2 separate regions of the Homo sapiens genome follow, and region 2 is linked to region 1. Evidence: chromatin contacts called from ENCODE Hi-C or POLR2A ChIA-PET data. All regions are on one chromosome and are shown on one strand. Each heading gives the region's core, a stretch centred on a gene start or an enhancer-like site at or near the end of the contact. The rest is flanking DNA. Distances are from core to core; before and after follow the strand shown.

Region 1 (5,151 bases), core at 470-2,969:
GCTTGCGCTCAGTAGTGTGAGACCTGCCTGGGCAATATAGCAAGACCTCATCTCTATTAAACAACAACAACAAAAAAACCTGGAAGTGGTGGTATACACCTGCCACACACCCCAACTATTCAGGAGGCTGAGGTGGCAGGTTGAGGCTGCAGTGAGCCGTGATTGCACCACTGTCCTCCAGCCTGGGTGACAGAGCAAGACCCTGTCTCAAAACAAACAAACAAACAAACAAACACCTAGTAGAAATTAGAGGCAGAGAAGTAGATCAGTGAAAAGATTGGTTATAAATCAAAATTACAAATGCACCTAAAACTTTGGTTCACAATTCCACTTCTAGAAATTATCCTACCCATATAGTTACACATTTGAAGTAATTTAGATGCAAGGTTACTTATAGCAGTGTGATTTATAATAGCAAGGGACCATTGTTTATAACAGCAAAACCATGTAAATATGCATCAATATCAACAAGGCACTAGTTATACCACATCCACCCAATTAAATGCTAACTAGTTATAGCACAGAATGAGAAAGGTTTTTGTGTACAGAAATGGAATAATGGCCAAACTCAGTGACTTACACCTGTGATCGCAGCACTATGGGAGGCTGAGGCAAGAGGATCACTTCAGGTCAGGTGTTCAAGACCAGCCTGGTCAACATAACGAGACCCCATCTCTAGAAAAAATTAAAAAATTAGGCCGGGCGCGGTGGCTCATGCCTGTAATCCCAGCACTTTGGGAGGCTGAGGCAGGCGTATCACAAGGTCAGGAGTTCGAGACCAGCCTGGCCAACATAGTGAAACCCCTTCTCTACTAAAAAGACAAAAATTATCCGGGCTTGGTGGCGGGCGCCTGTAATCTCAGCTACTCGGGAGGCTGAGGCAGGACAATTGCTTGAACCCGGGAGGCGGAGTTTGCAGTGAGCCGAGATCGCGCCACTGCACTCCAGCCTGGGGACAGAGCAAGACTCCATCTCAGGAAAAAATAAAAATAAAAATAAAAACGGGGTCTCACTATGTTGCCCAGGCTGGTATCGAATTCCTGGGCTCAAGTGATCCTCCCCCGCCTTGGCCTCCCAAAGTGCTGGGATTACAGACAGGAGCTACCATACCCAGCCAAAGTCATGCTTTTCTACTCCTACTCCTTCCCTTCCTTGTCCTCTTTCCAAGCTCTCTCGGGCCCATCCCTGACTTCACTACTGGCAGAATCCTCCAGCGGCCGGCGGCGAGGACTTCTTTGTCTCCCAGACTCCGCCTTGGGCTCGGACGCCGCCAGGGTTGCAGGTACAGACTCTCTGGTCTAGCTGGCTCTTCCGGCCACAGGCGCGGCAGTCCGGCCGGAAAGGCCGGATTCAGGGATCCAGAGCGCGAGCCCGGCCTGGGAGTCCGCCTACTCCCGGCTCCCGTCGAGGCCGCGTGGGATCCCGTTGGCCGCGCAGGCGTCGATCTCCCCTTTTTGACACTGCAACTCCCATGAGGCCCTGCAGCGTCCCTGGCGCCGCTGAAGACGCCCTGGAACTCGGCTGGCTTCGGAGGGCTCGGTGACTCTGGCCGCGCTGCATTATGGAATACAGAGTCTAAGAGAAAACTAGCCCGGCACCGACTCCGGACCAAGCACACGTGTTTACCTTGTGCACTGGGGTGGGGGCGTCAGTGAAGAGCAGCTAACAAGATTTCGTCATAAGACCGCGACCAGACAGGCGGCGCCATCTTCGAACTTAGACTTCCGGAAGGACTTTGGCGAGGGTGAGTGTATCGCCGCAGCGGGTGTGTGGGGGGCCCCACAATTACTCCTCCCCCTTCTTTTGCCATAGCACTAAGATATTGGGAACAAACTCCTGGCTCCGCTCTTCTCCCAGCCACAGCAGCGCGCCTTTCAGCGTCTGCGCTCCTACAGAGCACCATCATGCTCCGCACCTTCCCTACTGTGGCCACCGTGCACCCCCCATCTCTGCAAGCCTCGGGTCTTGCCCTCCTCCCCCACGCGGTGTCGGTAACGCGGAAGCCTGTGTCCGGGCGTAGGCGCTGCATACGTAGCGTCCCTCGAACTCGGCGAACCTACAGTAGTCCTTGTTAGAAAAACCAGGGCTCCTCTCCCGCACAGGCTAGGGGAGAAATCTACCTTCACGCCCAGGACTGAAGAAGGGCAGGTGATGGCCCCTAGAGTGGTTGTGGGTCAATCTCTTTCAGCTGTGTCCCAGCCTCTTCCTCGAGGAGGCTCTTTAACCCCGAGGGTTGTGCCCCGCGCGCTGCAACGCCATTGGCGTAACCAAGGGCCAGTTGTGTTTCCCTGTCTAGTCCTTTTGTCCCGTGGCAAGTTGGCTGCCTGTTGGGGAAGTCAGAGGTGGCGACTTCAACTCCGTCGGAGGCAACTCACTTTGTTGGAGGGATGTATAGGGTATGGACAAACCTCTTTGTTCCAGAGGCATATACAATTTTAAGTCAATCCCGTGCCATCACTATTTTTGCAATCTCTTATCAATTGTACTATTGTTTTCTGAATAGTTCTCTTTAAATTGACTTACTTAAAAAGTTTAAATGCATTAGTCTCGACCTAAGCAATATAAATGAAACCGTGGGTTTCATGGGCTACTTATAATTGTTTATGTAAGTTGAAATAAAAGCACTAGTCATTAAAATGTTCGTTTTCGTACCATTAAAATCATCTTGCATACCGCCAGTTGTACCCTAGGAACACTTTAGGAAACAATATATTAAGCTAAGCAGTGTATTCAAAGTAATTTCATACTTAAGGTGCAGTGTTGTGTCATTATTTTTTCTTGGCTGGGGAGGTCAAGCTGGCATCCTGGAGCAGCATGGGAACCAGACAGATTGGGGTGCAATGGAAGGTTTTAGAAACTCAGTACGAATTTACTGATCATCTATTCCTTTACTGTGTATCCAGAATTTGTACCATTACATCCTGCTGCTGCCTTCCATGAGAAGTGTATTTTTTTTTTTTTTGATACGGAGTTTTGTTCTTGTTGCCCAGGCTGGAGTGCAGTGGCGTGATCTCGGCTCACTGCAACCTCCGCCTCCCGGGTTCAAGCGATTCTCCTGCCTCAGCCTCCTGAGTAGCTGGAATTACAGGCGCGTGCCACCATGCCCGGCTACTTTTGTATTTTTAGTAGAGACGGGGTTTTACCATGTTGGTCAGGCTGGTCTCGAACTTGTGACCTCGTTATCCGCCCACCTCGGCCTCCTAAAGTGCTGGGATTACAGGCGTGAGCCACCGTGCCCGGCCAGGCAAATTATATGTACAGGCAATTCATAAAAGTCATATGGATGTCCAATATATAGAAAGAAGTTGCTGACACCAATTATTATCAGTGCAAATAAATAGAGTGGGGAAGAATTCTTTCACCTATCAGATTGGCGAAAATTAAAAAGATCAGTAACGGTATGATAAAATGGGTACTAATATACATAAATAGTTTTAATTTTGGTGAGCCGTTTGGTAGTATCAAATTTTGAAATGTGCATGTTCTTCAGTGTAGTACAGTAATTCCATGTTCAGATGATTATTCGAGAAAAATAATTTATTGATGAATTAATGAAGAGATTTGTACTAGAATATTTATTGCAGTATTTTTTGAAATAGTATTTTAACTCATTTGTTCATTAAATGAAGATTGTCTAAATAACTAATTCTATGGAATGCCATGCAGCAATTAGGAAGAATGAGATAAATATATGTATACTGATGTAGAAAATCCTTTAAAAAAAACCGGAATCTTCCTCTGTCACTCAGGCTGGAGTGCAGTGGCGTGATATCGGCTCACTGCAACCTCTCCCTCTGCCTCTTGGGTTCAAGTGATTCTCCTGTCTCAGCCTCCCGAGTAGATGGGATTACAGGCGCCTGCCACCACGCCGGGCTAATTTTTATATTTTTAGTAGAGATGGGGTTTCACCATGTTGGCCAGGCTAGTCTCCTGACCTCAAGTGATCCATCTGCCTTGGCCTCCCAAAGTGCTGGGATTACAGGCGTGAGTCACAGCACTTGGCCTAGAAAATCCTTAAGACTTGTATAGAAGCTCTCTTAACTGATTTCCATTTAGCTCCTTATGTTAACTGACATACTCTTATTTCCTCTCTAAATGCTTGAAGCTTGAAGGTTTTTCTCCTGTAGACGTGGTCAGTCTGCTTCCACTAGTTGAGTTGAATGCTTGCCAAGAGTCATTGTATTGGTTCCCACTTTTTTTGAGACAAGATCTTGCTCTGTCACCCAGGCTGGAGTCGAGTGGCATGATCACAGCTCACTGTAACCTTGAACTCCTGGGCTCAGGCGATCCTCCTGCCTCAGCCTCTCGAATAGCTAGAGCTACAGGTATTTGCCACCACACCCAGCTAATTAAACATTTTTGTTGTTGTTGTTGAGACAGGATTTTGTTATGTTGTCCAGGCTCCCACCCTTTTTTTTTTTTTTTTTAATGTTTTGCTTTGTCTTTATACATACGTTATAGGCTGGGTGTGGTGACTCAAACCTGTAATCCTAGCACTTTGGAAGTTGAAGCTAGAGGATCACTTGAGCCCAGGAATTTGAGACCAGTCTGAGTAAGATAGTTGAGACCCTGTCTCTACAAAAAAAATAAAAATTAGCTAGGCCTGCTGGTGTGTGCATGTGGTCCCAGTGACCTGAGAGGCTGAGATGGGGAGGAGCACTTGGGCCCAGGAGGTCAAGGTGCAGTGAGCCATGATCATCGCACTACTGCATTCCAGCCTGGGTGACAGGGGAAATAAATTTTAATATGAAAGAGTTATTGTTTCTATTAAAACTAAGTTGATTGGGAGGCCGAGGTGGGTGGATCACCTGAGGTTGGGAGTTTGAGACCAGCCTGGCCAACATGGTGAAATCCCATCTCTACTAAAAGTACAAAACTTAGCTGGGCATGGTGGCACATGCCTGTAATCCCAGCTACTCAGGAGGCTGAGGCAGAAGAATCACTTGAACCCCAGAGGCGGAGGCAGCGGTGAGCAGAGAGCATGCCCCTGCGCTCCAGCCTGGGAGACAGAGCGTGACTCTGTCTCAAAAAAACAAAAACAAAAAACTAAAAAACTAAGTTGAACCATAGATGGTTGTTTGCTCCTTTTTTTTTTTTTTTTGAGACGGAGTCTAGCTCTGTCGCCAGGCTGGAGTGCAGTGGTGCAATCTT
Region 2 (5,332 bases), core at 1,002-3,501, 320 kb after region 1:
GTCCTTCAACCATATGGATGGGTTTCCAGAGAACACACTCTGGCTCTTGTCCAGTTCCTTCTGCAGGTCTGCCACATCCAGCTGCCAGGGACAATCCCCCAACCCCCCACCATGGCGAGTTGTGAGTGAGGGAGTAAAGAAATGGGGTAGGGGTGGGAAAATGGTTGAACTAGGTGGCAGTAGGAAGAAGGGATTCCATTTTTAAGCATAAGAACATGGAATGCTGCAATTCTGCTGTACCTACATCTTTAAGAATGGAACAGGACAGCTGAAAATGCTGATCTCAGGCCCTATCCTCTCAGGCCCTCCACATGTTCAAGAGGAAAACAGAGGGCCAGGCGCGGTGGCTCACGCCTGTAATCCCAGCACTTTGGGAGGCCAAGGTGGGCGGATCACCTGAGGTCAGGAGTTCAAGACCAGCCTGGCCAACGTAGTGAAACCCCATCTCTACTAAAAATACAAAAATTAGCCAGGCGTGGTGGCAGACGCCTGTAATCCCAGCTGCTTGGGAGGCTGAGGCAGGAGACAGAGGTTGCAGTGAGCTGAGATCACACCACTGCACACCAGCCTGGGCGACAGAGGGAGACTCTAACTCAAAAAAAAAAAAAAAAAAAGAGGAAAACAGAGGACAAGACAGAAAATGAAAGATCAGTATTTCCATAGGACAGAGAATCATAACCAGTTTCTCCATCTCCTCCCTGGTGTTCCTGGGTCTTCAAGGCTTTCCTCTTACCAATCCATGTTTCCCTATAAATTTTCCATTTCCTTTCTATTCTAAGTGCAGGCATTCTGTTCCCCTGGGGTTTCCATCTTTTCCTGAACTCCTCTCAACCCTTAAAGTGTTTCAAATCCCATAGGATCTCAGCTGCCCATCCACCTCCCCCTCCTCTCATCTTCTCTAAATCTCAAGCCCCCATTCTTTCTGCGTCTCATGTCTAGGCACACTCACAGCTTTCAGTGCTTCCTCCAGGCTGCGGAAGCGGCCCTGCTTCTGGTTTTGGTTGGGAGGAGTTGCCACCTTCTTTGGCTGCTTCTTGTTCCCTGGTTTCTTAGGTTCCACAGCAGGGGGTGGGACCTGCTCCTTATTCTGCCGCTTCATGATATTCTCAAAGCCCCGCTCATAAAGGGTGCTTGTGGTCTGGATTGCAGCTGGGGTGAAGATAGGTAGAGAAAGGCAGGCCACCCTTGAGTCCCCAAGGCCTCACCTATCAGTGGTCCCTTTCCCCACACTGCCACCTAATTCATCTCCAGGGAAGAGCCTGTCTCAAAGCCCCTTCCTCTTGGACTGCTTAAGGAGCAGGGCAGGCTGTTCTCCTGGTAGCTTCTTTCATTACAGCTCTTGAGTCTATGGGCTCTTTCATAAAGATGGGGCAGTTCTTCATTAGACAAATCAGAGTATGTAGGAACAAGCAGAGAGGTTGGATATAGAGGTTTGCCTTATTCAGTGAGTGGCTACTAGTCTGGGAAGACAAGCTTTTTCCATCTTGGTCCTACCCTAACGCCTCTTGGTTCCGACATGACAACTCTATAATCAACAAGTGGCAATCTTTCTCCACTCCTCAGTGGAAGAACCAGGTGTCACTTATAATTCCTGGTGAGTGTTGAGTGTGTGGCGGTCATTTCTCCCACTGCTGGGCCTCCTGTCCCTTCCTCCATGACCTGCTGGTTACTTAAAGAGGGGGCACCGTGTATAATGATCCACAGTACCTCTTCAAAGCTCAGACACCTGCCCAGAGAGACCAGCTAGGGCCCTGGGCAGCTGGGAGAGTGTGTGCAGTGAACTGAGAGTCTGAGGACCGGAATCCTAGCCCCTCTGACACATGACCCTGGCCAAGGTATCCAACTTCACTGGGCCTCAGTTTACTCATCTGGGAGGTGAGGACCGCAACCTTCCCTGGAGCTGTCTGCCTCCCGTGAGGCTCCAAAGAGACAACGCAAGCGTGGCGCTCGGGGATGTGCCTGCGAGCTCGCGCCCAGGTTCTGGGAGCCGCTCGCTGCGACCCTGCCGGACAGGCCTGGGGTAGGCGGCGGGGCAGGGCGGGTACTCACGGGTCAGGTCGTATTTCCACACTCCGTTTGCTTCCCCGAGCGCCCTGCGGTTCCTGCCGCCTCCTCGGCCGCCGGCGCCGGCGCCGACCCCAGGCCGCCGACCCTTCTTCACTACCTCCCACCGCCCCACGCCCGCCGTCTTGGTCGCCATGGCTCGCAGCCCTCCCTCCTCGGCCACTTCCCCGGCTTTCCGGTCCGGCGCGAGCGCGCCGCACTCTGCCACGTCTCCTCGCAGGACCGCGCGCCCGGCGCCCGGCGCCCGCCGCAAGGCAGCCTGGGACTTGTAGTCCCTCTCCTGGGCCGGGCTCTCCTGAGCGAAGAGCATCGGGAAGAGGCTTCCGCGGCAGCCTGCGGCCCCCGCCCAGGCGAAGAGGCCGGGAGGAGAGGAGATTCCCTTCTGAGAACGTTCATTGAGCGTCGATGTGAAGGCCACGGCATTGAGAGACTTGGTAGAACTGTTTCTGTTTTTCTTTCCTTTATTGATCAATTGATTGATTGATTGCCAGGGCCGCGCTCTGTCGCCCAGACTGGAGTGCAGTAGCGCGATCTCAGCTCACTGTAACTTCCGCCACCCAGGTTCAAGCGACTCTCGTGCCTCAGCGTCCCGAGTAGCAGGGACTACAGGCTCCCGCTGCCAAGCCCAGCTAATTTTTGTATTTTTAGTAGAGACGGGGTTTCGCCATGTTGGCTAGGCTGGTCTCGAACTCCTGACCTAAAGTGACCCACCCCACCCCCACCCCTCAGCCTCCCAAAGTGCTGGGATTACAGGCGTGAGCCACGGCGCCCGGCCACTGTTTTTCTTTCCTTTCTCGTAGAGCTGGAAGGATGGAAGGGAAGTAGTGCTCCTCATATCTAGGGAGAGATTGAAGATTAAATGCTTCCTTCCTTCTAGGAAAGTGCTGGCTTTACTGTTGCTAGTGATTAAACCTCGGGTTTAATGGGCTATACAAATCTATTGCCAAAGAACAAGGAAGAGGATGGGGGCTTGAGGAAAGGGCAGAGTGTTGGGGAGCTGGGGTAGGAGGTGGAGAATGGAGAATAATTTTTTTTTTTTTTTTTGAGACAGGATCTTGCTTTGTCGCCCAGGCTGGAGTTCAGTGGCGCGATCACGACTCACTGCAGCCTCAACTTCTAGGGCTCAGGTGATCCCCCACCACGGATCACCTGACCCACCACCACCCCCGGCTAATCTTTGGTATTTTTTGTAGAGACTGGGTTTTGCTGTGTTGCCCAGGCTGATCTCAAACTCCTGGGCTCAGTGATCCACCCTCTTCAGCCTCCCAAAGTGCTGGGATTACAGGAGTGAGCCACCGCTCCTGGCCTCTGAGTTCTTCTCATGGGAGGCTGAGAAAAGTCTGGGGGTCTGGGACAGCCAGGGCCGGGTTTCCCCTTCCAGGCAATGAGAAAGAACAGGCTCTGCCTCCCACCATAAGAGTCAATCCCAAGTTCCAGATGTGTCAGGGAAGCGATGGAGAGCCCCAGACTTGAGGCATCTGCAGACAGGTTCCTGCTCAGACATCCACGTGGAGGGTGTTAGTATCCTGGGAGCCTTCAGAACCTTGAAGCATGCCAGCAGAGGAGAATGAGGGAAGATAAAATCAAAGTGACTTATCACAATTAAGGAAATGTGCTATTTCATGTACAACTGTGTGTGAGGATGAGATTCCTACCTGCCATACTGAGGTATTATGATAAGAACTAAGAGAGTCCAAATTCCTACAGGATGAACAGCTGAGGGAGCGATGCATTCCTTAGGAAGGAGTTTAGCTTCCCGAAGGAGACGGCAGCTGAGATAGGTTCTGAGAAATAGCATTTTCATTGGTTCCCCGGGCGCCGTGGCTCACGCCTGTAATCCCAGCACTTCGGGAGGCCGAGGTGGGTATCACCTGAGGTCAGGAGTTCGAAACCAGTCAGGCCAACATGGTGAAACCCCATCTCTACTAAATACAAAAAAGTAGCCAGGTATGATGGCGCAGGCCTATAATCTCAGCTACTTGGGAGGCTGAGGCAGGAGAATCGCTTGAACCTTGGAGGCGGAGGTTGCAGTGAGCCGAGATTGTGCCACTGCACTCCAACCTGGGCAACAAGAGCTAAACTCCGTCTCAAAAAACCCAAAACAACAACAACAACAAAAAACAAAATTGAATGTTCACTGGCTGAGGGTTAGGGTGGGTGGAGAGAAAATGCCAGTTGTGTGGATCTGTTGATGTAAAACAAAGGCCTAGAGGGTGGTAAACTGGAAGCAGTTCAATGGGACAGTGCTTGATGGGACTTTGGAGGTGATGAGGTTTGATATAGTTTGGATTTTTGTCCCTGCCCAAGTCTCATGTTGAATTGTAATCCCCAGCGCTGGCAGTTGGGCCTGGTGGGAAGTGTTTGGATCATGGTGGTGGATCCCTCATGGTGGATCCCAGTTCTCATGAGATCTGGTCATTTAAAAGTGTGTGGCACCTCCCCACCACCTCTCTCTCTCGCTCGCTTGCTCGCTCCTGCTTTTACCATGTGATGTGCCTGCTCCCCCTTTGCCTTCCGCCATGATTGTAAGCTTCCTGAGGCTTCCCTAGAAGCAGATGTCAGCATTATGCTTCCTATACAGTCTGCAGAACTGTGAGCCAATTAAACTTCTTTTCTTATAAATTACCCAGTCTAGATGTTTCTTTATAGCAATGCAACAATAGCCTCTTATGAGTTTGGAAAGGGATCTGAGCCCATATGCCAAGGAACTTGCCTGCCAAATCTGGACTTTATCCTTCAGGCCCTGGGAGACCAGTGAGAGGGTGGCATAATCCACTCTTTTGGAAGGGTAAATGTGGCTGTGTGAAGTGTTGGTAGGGGAAGGCAGGGGGTGGGAGATGAGCATATCTTGCTGCCTCCTTCTACCTGTCCTCCAGCCCCCTTAGGCCTGACCATGGCTGACTTTGCATCCGGTAGCTCTGAGATACAGTGCCTTTGCCAAGGACCATATTTGAACTGATCATTAATCAATTCATTTTGCAGATCATTGGTTTAGGTGTACTCAGGAGACCAACAACAATATCTTCTCTTTGTTTGACCCCTCCTGTGTCACATGTATGATCACAGAAGAGACCATGTTTTTGGAAGAGAAACAGAACTGGCTTTCCATTGAGGCAAATGAGGGGGCTGCCCCATGGTGGAGACACACAGAAGGGTGGGAGAGGGACTCTATCTTTCATTGGAATAGTCTAGTAAGTTACCAGTTCTAACTTGGCATCTAGGACATATAAATCATGCATTTACTTATCCAGCAACCTTTTCTAAGCAC

The links. A loop is a pair of places that touch in the nucleus more often than their neighbours do. ChIA-PET counts read pairs that join two places held with the same protein, here RNA polymerase II (POLR2A). Pooled maps may share reads with other maps.
Region 2: a pooled map shows a loop between it and region 1 (13-fold over the local background). The contact joins the promoter of TMEM214 here to the promoter of GTF3C2 in region 1. A Hi-C loop is called at or near these places in 4 of 37 single-sample maps with no recorded cell type and 12 of 50 pooled maps. POLR2A ChIA-PET finds 5 or more read pairs at or near these places in 5 of 52 experiments (Caco-2, PC-9, activated T-cell and 1 more).

The regions. Positions count from the first base shown.
Region 1 is chr2:27,353,332-27,358,482 of GRCh38, reverse strand. GTF3C2 (general transcription factor IIIC subunit 2) reads left to right here and starts at 1,719. Exons shown (of 19, transcript NM_001035521.3): 1 at 1,719-1,744. GTF3C2-AS2 (GTF3C2 antisense RNA 2) reads right to left here and starts at 1,718. Exons shown (of 4, transcript NR_183827.1): 1 at 1,627-1,718; 2 at 581-675. RefSeq lists enhancers at 1,389-1,518, 1,098-1,711, 1,529-1,868, 1,919-2,198, 1,712-2,325.
Region 2 is chr2:27,029,884-27,035,215 of GRCh38, reverse strand. It overlaps TMEM214 (transmembrane protein 214), which reads right to left and starts at 2,251. Exons shown (of 17, transcript NM_017727.5): 1 at 2,050-2,251; 2 at 950-1,149; 3 at 1-81. The coding sequence starts at 2,200. RefSeq lists an enhancer at 2,339-2,628.